2 separate regions of the Homo sapiens genome follow, and region 1 is linked to region 2. The links are chromatin contacts, found by Hi-C or POLR2A ChIA-PET in ENCODE. All regions are on one chromosome and are shown on one strand. Each heading gives the region's core, a stretch centred on a gene start or an enhancer-like site at or near the end of the contact. The rest is flanking DNA. Distances are from core to core; before and after follow the strand shown.

What was found. Hi-C counts contacts between places; a loop is a spot of excess contacts on that map. ChIA-PET counts read pairs that join two places held with the same protein, here RNA polymerase II (POLR2A). Pooled maps may share reads with other maps.
Region 1: a loop to region 2 is called in a map of heart right ventricle, with 7 times the contacts of the local background. The contact joins two enhancer-like sites. A Hi-C loop is called at or near these places in 10 of 168 maps with a recorded cell type or tissue (Right ventricle myocardium inferior, esophagus muscularis mucosa, heart left ventricle and 3 more) and 8 of 50 pooled maps. POLR2A ChIA-PET finds 5 or more read pairs at or near these places in 1 of 52 experiments (activated B cell).

Annotation. Positions count from the first base shown.
Region 1 is chrX:39,517,287-39,522,243 of GRCh38, forward strand. No RefSeq gene overlaps it. Among named protein-coding and RNA genes, the nearest start is that of LINC01283, 85 kb to the left of the region's middle. Within about 2 kb of position 1,790, at least 11 of the 41 ENCODE cell types and tissues checked have a DNase peak (open chromatin) inside an H3K27ac peak, as active enhancers do; they include heart right ventricle, where a contact is called at or near this core.
Region 2 is chrX:39,475,170-39,479,907 of GRCh38, forward strand. No RefSeq gene overlaps it. Among named protein-coding and RNA genes, the nearest start is that of LINC01283, 43 kb to the left of the region's middle. RefSeq lists an enhancer at 2,785-3,327. Within about 2 kb of position 2,667, at least 5 of the 41 ENCODE cell types and tissues checked have a DNase peak (open chromatin) inside an H3K27ac peak, as active enhancers do; they include heart right ventricle, where a contact is called at or near this core.

The DNA.
Region 1 (4,957 bases), core at 540-3,039, 41 kb after region 2:
TTCTTTGGGCCCACGACAGCCCTGAGCCACCCCTCCTCAGCCAAAAGCTTCCAGACACAGGGCCATGCCCTTGTAGAGCCAGGACTACATGATTGAGTCTTTCAAGGCCCATGCCCACCTGAAGCAGAAACTTACAACTCAAGGCTCCCAGCATGTTTCACCATGGCTGGATTTTAAATGCTGAGCGTCCCTAGACACACCCAACCACCTGTGATAAATACACAAGTAATGGCCCTGTCAATACTCCCCACCACCTCAAATTCTTGTCCTTCACATCTTTTCATTGCGGCAGCATTGTCCTAGCCAGGAAGAAAGGGCTAGATTCCCCCAGCCCTGTCTCTGTCTCTGCAACCCCAAGCTCCCAGCCCCGTCCTCCTCCTGGCTTAGCCTTGTACACCTATGGGGGTCTTAGAGGCCAAAGTCACTCAGGGACATTGAGTCTCCAAATCTTTACCTTTTTGGTGTAAGGCAGCTTTGTCATGGTGGACCTTGAGACATTCAACAAGATAAAGTGATCTCCACCCAGCAGTCACCTTGTTTGAGTGTTTTTGTTTTTTTTTGGTCTTTTTTTTTTTTTTTTTTTTTTGGAGATGGAGTTTTGCTCTTGTTGCCCAGACTGGAGTGCAATGGCATGATCTCGGCTCACTGCAACCTCCGCCTCCTGGATTCAAGTGACTTTCCTGCCTCAACCTCCCGAGTAGCTGGGATTACAGGTGCGCACCACCATGCCTGGCAAATTTTTGTATTATTAGTAGAGACGGGTTTTAGCCATGTTGGCCAGGCTGGTCTCGAACTCCTCAGCTCAGGTGATCCACCCACCTCGGCTTCCCAAAGTGCTAGGATTACAGGCATGAGCCACCGAGCCCGGCCTCACATTGTTTTTAAAGCAACAGATATTGAACTCATAAATAGCTGTCTACAATGACAGGTAGTGTATGCTGAAATCTCATGGGTTGGGATGAAAACAAATTAAGTGTATATAATTCACTTCACTCTTACTCAATTTCCCTGCCTGTAAAATCAGGCCAGTATAGCTTCTCTGTGCCTCAGCTTACTCATCCAGAAAATGGGATGAATAGGCACCCTGCCAATATCACAGGGCTACTATAAGGACCAAATGATATGTGTGAAAGTGAGCCTTGTAAGCTATAAAAATAACACCCCAAACGAGCCTCTAAATAGGCGAAACCCCTGCACAGCTAAAATGCTCTCTCTACCAAGTCTGCCCTAAGCCAGCCCACTGTGCCTGCGTTTTCTTGGCCAGTATTGCTCTAGTGCAATTGTCTGAGGACAAAACAGCCCCAGCACTCGGGCAAGGACCCAAGGCAAGACAGCCTCGTCACCTCAGCATTTCTATAAAAAGATTGCTCAGACTCTGGAGCCTGGCTGACAGGCAGGGCTGAAAGGGTGTGTGCATGTGTGCATGAGTGTGTGTGTGTGCACGCATGCACACGCACACATGCACGCAATGAAATGTTCTCGTAACAGCTGGCGTGGGCCAAGAATCCATGCTCACCCTAAATCCCCGAGCCCCACTGGCAGGAGGGGAATGGATTCAAGGAAGGGTAGAGAGGCTGAGAGAGAGAGAGAGAGCGCTGTGCATCGAAGAATAGGTCTGGGCAAAGAGATGTCTGCGGTGCTGGTCTGTCGCTCCGAGCAGCCAACACAATGGACCTCTGGGTGGGCTCAGAGAGACCCCCCAACCCCCCGACCTCCTGCCCGTGACACAGATAAGGACCTGGAGGACTGCTCTGAGCTTCTGTGTGTGCCCTGGGCCAGCCGGCAGCGAGGCCAGTCTGGTGTGAGTGGCAGCAAAGATAAACGGCGGCCGCGCGGGCATTGAATGCCCCGACACAAAAGGCCGCCTCTCCCCGAGTCCCTCTGAGGCCCAGATGGTCAGGGAAGCCCTTTCCCGCCTCACAAAGAGGATCGCTGCGTGTCTTTTTCTTTTAAAATGGAATAAAAAAAAAAAGCCATTGCTCACAAAGGACCTGGATGAAAAATAAACCCTTAAAAAAACCCAGCCTCTCCTCGCTCAGCAGCCCGGCATTTCTTCCGACTGTCAGACTTAGCAGATTGCTTTCTGGAAAGGATCCAATTGGCAAGACCTGCCGCTGTGCAAATGAAATTTTAAAACCCCATTCCTTGTTGCACTCAAAGAGCTTTTCTCTCTCTGCTTGTTCTACACGGCCTCGTAGAATTATTCTCTTGTCTCTCGTTGTATCAGAAACTAATATTCCCCCACTTTCCCTCCCCACGTGAGGGGTCCTCACCCCAGCTGGGGATTTGGGTAATCAGGGACGTCTGGAGCACCACTCCAGACCCCCAAGTTGATTCCCCACCTGGGCTTCATCTCACAGAATCACCTACTAATTAGGAGAGAGACTTGCTCCTGAAGAGAATAAACACTTCCACGCTGCCTCCCTCCCTCCCCGGCTCCCTGCCCCCGCCTCGGTAATGAGATAAGTGTTTGGGGGATGAGGGAGAGAGGATGACGGGGACGTTCTTCACACACAAGGTTTGACACCCGTCAGGCCCGTGACACTAGCTCTGTTTGGCTGGCATCCCCGTGGTGAAAAGTCAGCAGAAAAAAATAGCCACAGGACTTGTCTGGGTTTGACAGGCTGCCTCACAGAGTGATGAACTTGGAGAGAAGAAGCCACGTGATGTGTCGGAAAGTGTCCCAGGCCTGGGAGCCAGGAGACCTGGGTTCCAATTCCAAGTCTGCCCCTAATAACAGTGTACCAGGCACAGTGCTCGGCTCCATACATGTGTTCTGTTCTGCTTTCCTTGGAGCTAGTGTCATTCTCAGGTTAGATACCGGCACTATGAGACAGGCAAATGTTGCTCAAAACATTGCCTCATGGGGGTAGATTGCATTACTGGTCCCCATTCCTCATCCTTCCTTGTAGCCATGCCATTGGCCATGAGACTTTGCAGCTCTTCTCATATTTTCTCACCCCTTGATTCTGGGTTCAACCATATGACCTGCTTTGGCCAATGGAATGATCCAGAACAAACAATACACCCACCAAGTACCGACCTCAAGAGTCACGGCCAGTTCTGCTCACCCTCTTGTGTCCCTGTCATTCAATGAAAAGAGCTTCCTCTGAGTGACTGCTGCCCCTTAGCCTGAGCCCCAGATGAACACATGTGGAGCAGACCCAATTTATAAATGACCTTTAGGGTAATGACATCCCACCTCCCACTGGTGGCTGCCTGTATTTGACATTTTAAAAAGAAGGTACTCACTGCAGCAATCTTGAAAGATGTCTGTTAAATTCCACTCCTGCCCTATCTGGGGAAGGGGTATTAATACCTAATTATTCATCCATTCACCACTCACATATTTACTGAGCACCTACTCTGTGCTGAAAGCTGGGCCAAATACCCCCAGAAAGAAATATGGGCTGCCAGGCCATGACAATGCCATCCTCCAATAAAAGGAGGATGATCAAGTGGGAGAACAGCTTGGTTTCCTTAAAGCAGAGCGGTTTCCAAATCTCTGCACCAGGTCACTGAGTTAACCTGAGAAAACTAGTCAAGAATACTGGAAAAGAAAGAATACATCCATGATCAGCTGATCCATCAACAATAAGTCCTGATTTCTTCAGACGTAAGATGTCATTGACTAAGTTAAGACAAGGAAGAAAAGAAAAAGAAAAGGAAGTAAGGGAGGTAGGCAGGATACCATTTTAAAGGAATACATCAAATGTAAATGATGGCATCCTAATTTCAGAAATGGTAAAATGTGAAAAGAAAGTGTGTGTCATAACACCAGGGAAATTCATTCTCTTTTGTGCTCTAAGTCCACTGTCTGTTGAGAGCACAAAGATGCTTAACACAACTTTGGGGATTAAAGCACAGGATAGGCCAGGCACAGTGGCTCAGGCCTGTAATCCCAGCACTTTGGGAGGCCGAGGCTGGCAGTTCACCTGTGGTCAGGAGTTCGAGACCAGCCTGGCCAACATGGCGAAATCCTGTCCTTACTACAAATACAAAAATTAGCCAGATGTGGTGGCACACGTCTGTAATCCCAGCTACTCAGCAGGCTGAGGCAGGAGAATCACTTGAACCTGGAAGAGGGAAGTTTCAGTGAGCCAAGATCATGCTGCTGTACTCCAGCCTGGGTGACAGAGCGAGACTCCATCTCAAAAAAAAAAAAAAAAAGATACTGGAAAGATGCCAGGAATCTTTGTTTTCAATGAATCACAAGGCTTTGTCCAAGTCTCCAGGTGATGTGGCATGCCCCATGTGGGCCACCAATAAAATAAGTCTTCCAAGATAGTCTTCACCCAAGAGCCTTCCCACAAGCAGGGGCTATGCCTATTATTCAAGATGATGGGAACAGCTGCTTGAGCCATCCCTAAACCAGGGCTTCAAAATCCATCCAACCTGACAGTCCAAATGGCTCATTGAAAGGGAAGCCTATGCCCAATGGCCATGTGTGGCCACAAAGTCCACTGCAAGCCAAGGGCTTCTAGAGAGGAAGGCAGAAGGCTGGGGAAATCTTGCACCCAGCAGCTCCCATCCTGGGAAGTTCTGGTGAGTCACAACAAATGGAGTGGAGACAATGACAAAATGCCAGGACACTTCTGAACAGGCCTCAGTATTCAAAAGTGTCCAGATCTCAAGGGGCAGGATGAGGACAACGCAGGGCCAGGACTGGAGCTAGCTCGATTTGTCCTGGGAAAAGGTAGTCAAAAACCTGGGCAGGGGCCCAGCGTCAGCTCCAGCCGAGGCCCCAGAGAGCCAGAACAGTGGGCCATGCCAGAAGCTCCAAGACTCAGACAGAAAGACAGCCAGTGGCATCTTGAGGCCAGGATGGGAAGGAGACAGTAAGTTCATTTCGTAGGCTATCTAATGCCCAGGGGGAAACTCAGAGAGAACTTTCCACCAACTCTGCTAGCTGGTGGGGAGATAGCTGCAGCTGTTTTGCCAGGCTGAAGTCCGGGAC
Region 2 (4,738 bases), core at 1,417-3,916:
CACTAGCAATTCCAAACTTACATTTTATTAGTAGAACAACCATGATAAAAAGCATGCTCTTTTCCAACAGTTCCAGAAAAATCCCAAAGGTTGCCATTGCCTGGCTAGAATTGGCCAACTTGGGCCATAGCCCATTTCAGGACCCAGGGAGCATGGCTGGCTGGAGAGGGTGGCTCCCCAAAGGAAAATTGGAGAAAGATGAGGAATGGATACTGACTGGTCAGGCAAAACAACAGATACCCCTTCAGAAGGCTTTGCTCAGAAGGTGAGATTTGAGCCCATCCCACTCCCTCCTACTCTTGTTTAAACAGTAACCAGCATTTCTCAAAGCCACAAATTGCAATGGGCTGGCACCTACACCGTTTAATCTCTTCACTCACTCAAATCAATTCTAGGCAGAGGAAAACTGACCACACAAAGGCTGAGAGGTGGGGCGGGCTCACGGCAGGAGAAGATTAATCTAGCAGCTGTGTGTAGGAGGGATCAAAGGTCGAGATCCTGGTGGGGTTTGGCAGGGGGTGCTGTTCTTTCCAACCCTCGGTGGGGGTGGGGTGGGGGGGAGTCCATCACTCTCCAGTTCATCAGTAAAGTCCTGGGGTGGCCTGGCAGGAGGGACAAGCCGAGGGAGGGGTGGATGTAGAAATAGGATGATGACTTGCTTGAATTTGGAAGCGGTGTTCAAAGGGTCAAACATGACTCTCAAGTGTAGGCTAAGAGAATAGTGACAGACAGAAATGGGGAACTCCATTAGGGGAAAGAGGGTGAATTTGATTCTATTAATTTGAAACGAAAGTTCCACAAAAGCATTCTCAGGCTGAGGCCAGGGCTGTCGATTTCAGGGTCCCAAAGTCACCACTGAGCCCCTGCAAGCGTCTTGGCCTGGCTCCTAGGGGAAGTTAGAGCACCCCACATTTAGGGCATCAGGCAAGGAATGGGGCCGCAAAGAAGATAGTGAAAGCTCAGCGGAAGTAATGAAAGGCAGACAGAAAAGGGGAGGGTACCGGTAGTGCTGGGGTACAGGGACAAAGTGTGGAAAGGGCGGTTCATTGGTGCAGAGTTGACATTTTCCAAACCTGGTAGTCATGGGTCCTTGGAATAAGGCAGCTTGTGGGCTTCCTGCTCTGAAAAGGGCTGAGGGACTCTGCCTCATGTAACTCCAGAGAGCACATTTGGGGTCAACAGAATTTGTACTCAGCCTAGAGAAGAAGGTAGAGGGTTGTTGAATCAATGCTTTCGTGATAGTGACTGGAGAGGAAGAAAAAGAAGGGGGAGATCATGAAGGGGAGAAATAGGAAGACGGGAGTAGCTATGGCACCTCCTACATGTGCACACTCACACATGCATGCACACACGCAAGGGCTTGAGAAGGGGAGAGAAATTGCTTCTGTTCTCAGAAAATCCCTTAGAGAATCCTCCCCAGACGCCATCTTCTCTAGAAACATAAGGTTCTCACACGCGGGCACGCATGCACACACAGTCACACAGAGGCACACGTGTCACTACAGGGACTGGGCTGCTTGGCTCACACTCCGCTGGCTGTAGAATGACACAGCAGTGCTGGGAAGGGAGTGGGAAGAAGCCGGCTGCGGAGGGGGCCTGGGCAGCTTCATCTGTGGCCACCCTTTGTGGAGGGCCCATGCCGTCGTCTGTGTGTGGACGGATGGGAGCTCAGTCCTCCCTGCTGGCTGGCCTGGGCAGGCACCCTCCCCAGATGTCAACGCTAATGCCTTGATAAACAGGGAGCTTGCTGGAATGTGGCTGTTAATTGGGGATAGAGCAGCAGCCTTTAGCTCTGGGAGCAATGGTTAATGACGGGCCCGCTGGGGGAAGCCGCAGACGTTTGCCACTGTTCGAGTTCCGTCCTCTCTGCTTCTTAAATAGCAGTTTATCTAAAACTTGAAAACACTTTCCTGGGAATAATTATTTCTTGGAAGCTGTGAGACTGCTATCAGATTTCATAGCCTGCTGTCGGGTCGACCTTCTATAGGCCAAGGGGCCGGCTGCCTTTTGGGGGACAGTTTCGCTTCTTCTCTTCCCCCTTCCAGCTTTCCTGGGTCCCAGCTGCACAGCCACTGTGGGCACCTTTGGAGAGGCTTCCGGGCTAATATAGGGCTGAGCAGGAGCTTCACTGAATGAAAGTAGGCCAGGAACGGAGGACTGGAGAGAATTTCAGACTTCCAGGGCCAGACTCTCCTAGTGTCACCTAAACCCACCGAAAAGCCCTGTCAGGGTCCTCTCTTCTGACTTCGGCTCAGCTCTACATCTTCTGATCGGAGAGTGTGAGGGAACAGGAGCTGTGGTCACCAAAAGACCCTCTGTGGGCCCCGTTTCTTCCTCAGAGGCTGTTTCCAGAACAGCGAGCTTGCAGCAGCAGGGGGAAGCATGGGGACGAAAGAGGGGCACCCAAGGACCCACCAGCTGTAAGGCAGGAGCTGTTCTGACAGAGGGGGCGCCCGTGAGCTGGGGCCGCTCTTGGCTTCTGCACTTGGGCCCTGACTCAGCGGCTCAGGCTGTGATGGAGGAGTGGGAATCCATGCCCAAAGCTGACCCCTCGGATGTCCTCCCAGGGTCAGGCCAGACCAGACCATGACAGGGCGCTCAGCCTGGAAACATGGCAGCGGGCATCCTCCTCGTTGGATGTGGAGGGCAGTGACACAGGTGGTTAAACTCAATACGCTGGCCACAGGCCAGCCTTCCGGCTTGGCAATTACACACTCTCCCTGCTGCCCCGTCACCTCCCTGTCAGGCAGCTTTAATGCCGCTCGCCTCTTCCTGTCAGCAAATGTTTGTGTGTGGCGTTGCTGGGTGACAGTTGAACAGGGCTTGCATTTTCCTGGCCCCTAGGCCCCCGAGGGAGCCTTCCCTCTGCGGGCTTTACAAGCCTTCCAAGTCAACGCCGTGCGAGTCACAGCATGGAGGGGCACAGGCCCTCGCCCAGCTCCTGGAGAAAGGGTCACTCTGGCCAGATCCACTGAGGGGGACCGGAAAGTGGAGCCAGACCTTTCTCATGCTCCCAGCTCCCAGGGGAACTGATCCATTAGACCCCCTTCTCAGCTACATCTAGGGAGACAGCAATTCATTTTACCAAATGCTTTGTAAAGACAGAAGCCACAACTCCAGTCCCAAGTGAGGTCACATGTGGTCCCTGCCCATGAGAAGCTGGACAGTAGGTTGGACCACCAGGCATTCTGTAAACACAGTAAATGTAAGGAGACACCCCAAGGTTTAGAGAGAAACTCAGATTCCAAGCCAGGCTCTGTCAACCACCAGCTATGTGGTCTCAGCACCTTGCACCACCTCTCTGGGCCTCTGCCTCCCTATCTGTGACACAGGGTGGTAATAACAACCCCTACCTTTTTCAAACCCTATGGGGCTTCTTTCTTATTGTGTGCACGGAGAAGCCACAGTGGAGATGCCAGAAGCGGGAAAGGACCCCCTAACCAAATGGGGAAAATGCAGGGGATTAAGTGAGTCAGAGATCCTAGGAAAATGAAACGAGCTAATGGAAAATGTTTTTATTTGGTGGTAAGGAGAGTGGCTTGAGAGAGTGGAGCCTAATGGGAGAAGATGCTGAAGAATTAAAATGATAACTGATGGGCCAGGGTGGACAGTGCAGGCCTGGAGCAAGAAGCAGCAAAAACACATGTCATCAGGCCATGCAGACCTGAGTCCAAGTGTTTGCTAGCTGTGTGACCTTGGGCAAGTTGCTTGATCTCTGTGAACCTCATCCAGCAAATCTACTTCCAGTCCTCACCTCATAGGGTGGCTGTGGGGGTTTCACAAGGCTTGGCATGCAGTGCACATCTAGTGAGTTAGGCCCTTGGTCTGCTTGGAGAAAGGGGACAAAATCAAGTAATCTCACAAGGGCAAAGGCAGTCAGTGCCAAAGGCACAGGAACAGGTGCATGGGGGCTCCAGTGGGGAACAAGTATCTGGGACTGGGGCAGCCGGGGGCCATGTGTTAATCAGGATTCTTGTGGTTGCAAGTGACAGAAACAGACTTGGAATGAGCAGCAAAGCAAATGTAATGGTGCAGGTGGGATGAGGATGGGGGTATTGAAACAGAGGTGTCAGTGCCCCATCCACATGCACTGGAAGGTGGCTGGTGAACACCAGGACTTTTCTTCTGGCCACTGGAGCACTTTTGGCCCATGCACAGGACCAGCCAGAAGTTCCAGAGAGTTAATGCCCCCAGAGGCAACCTTTGACCAAGGATGGTCAAGAAGCTGAAGGATAAATACCCCATCTCCCTCGTTCTCAGACAGGTACCTTAAAGGCATGTTTCACACTAGTTCCCAGAGTTCCCTAACTGGATTGAGCCTCAGTTGCCCAAAGGGTCATTGGCTTATTTATTCACTCAGTCGTTATTGGCTTCCTTCCCTTCCTTGACTTCCTTTCTCCCCTATGTGTGGCTTCCTGGGCCCATTTTACAAATAAACTACTTAAAATCAAATCTTTGTCTCAGCATCTGCTTTTGGGGACCCAAACTAAGACAAATAGTGAGGCTTCAGGTTTGGCTAGTTCTAGATGCTTAAGCAATGCTCTCAGGTATCTGTTCTTCTCCATCTCTTAGCTCAGCTCTCTCTTCCTCTTACCCCCATCCCAGATGAGGAGAAGAGATATTCAAAGTATTTACAGAAAGATAGATAAAAATTATACTCCATCCCCAGGGTACGGCTAAGCATCCTCTGGAATGATAGCTGGCAAGAAAAGACAGAAAAACATAAGAGAGACAGAAA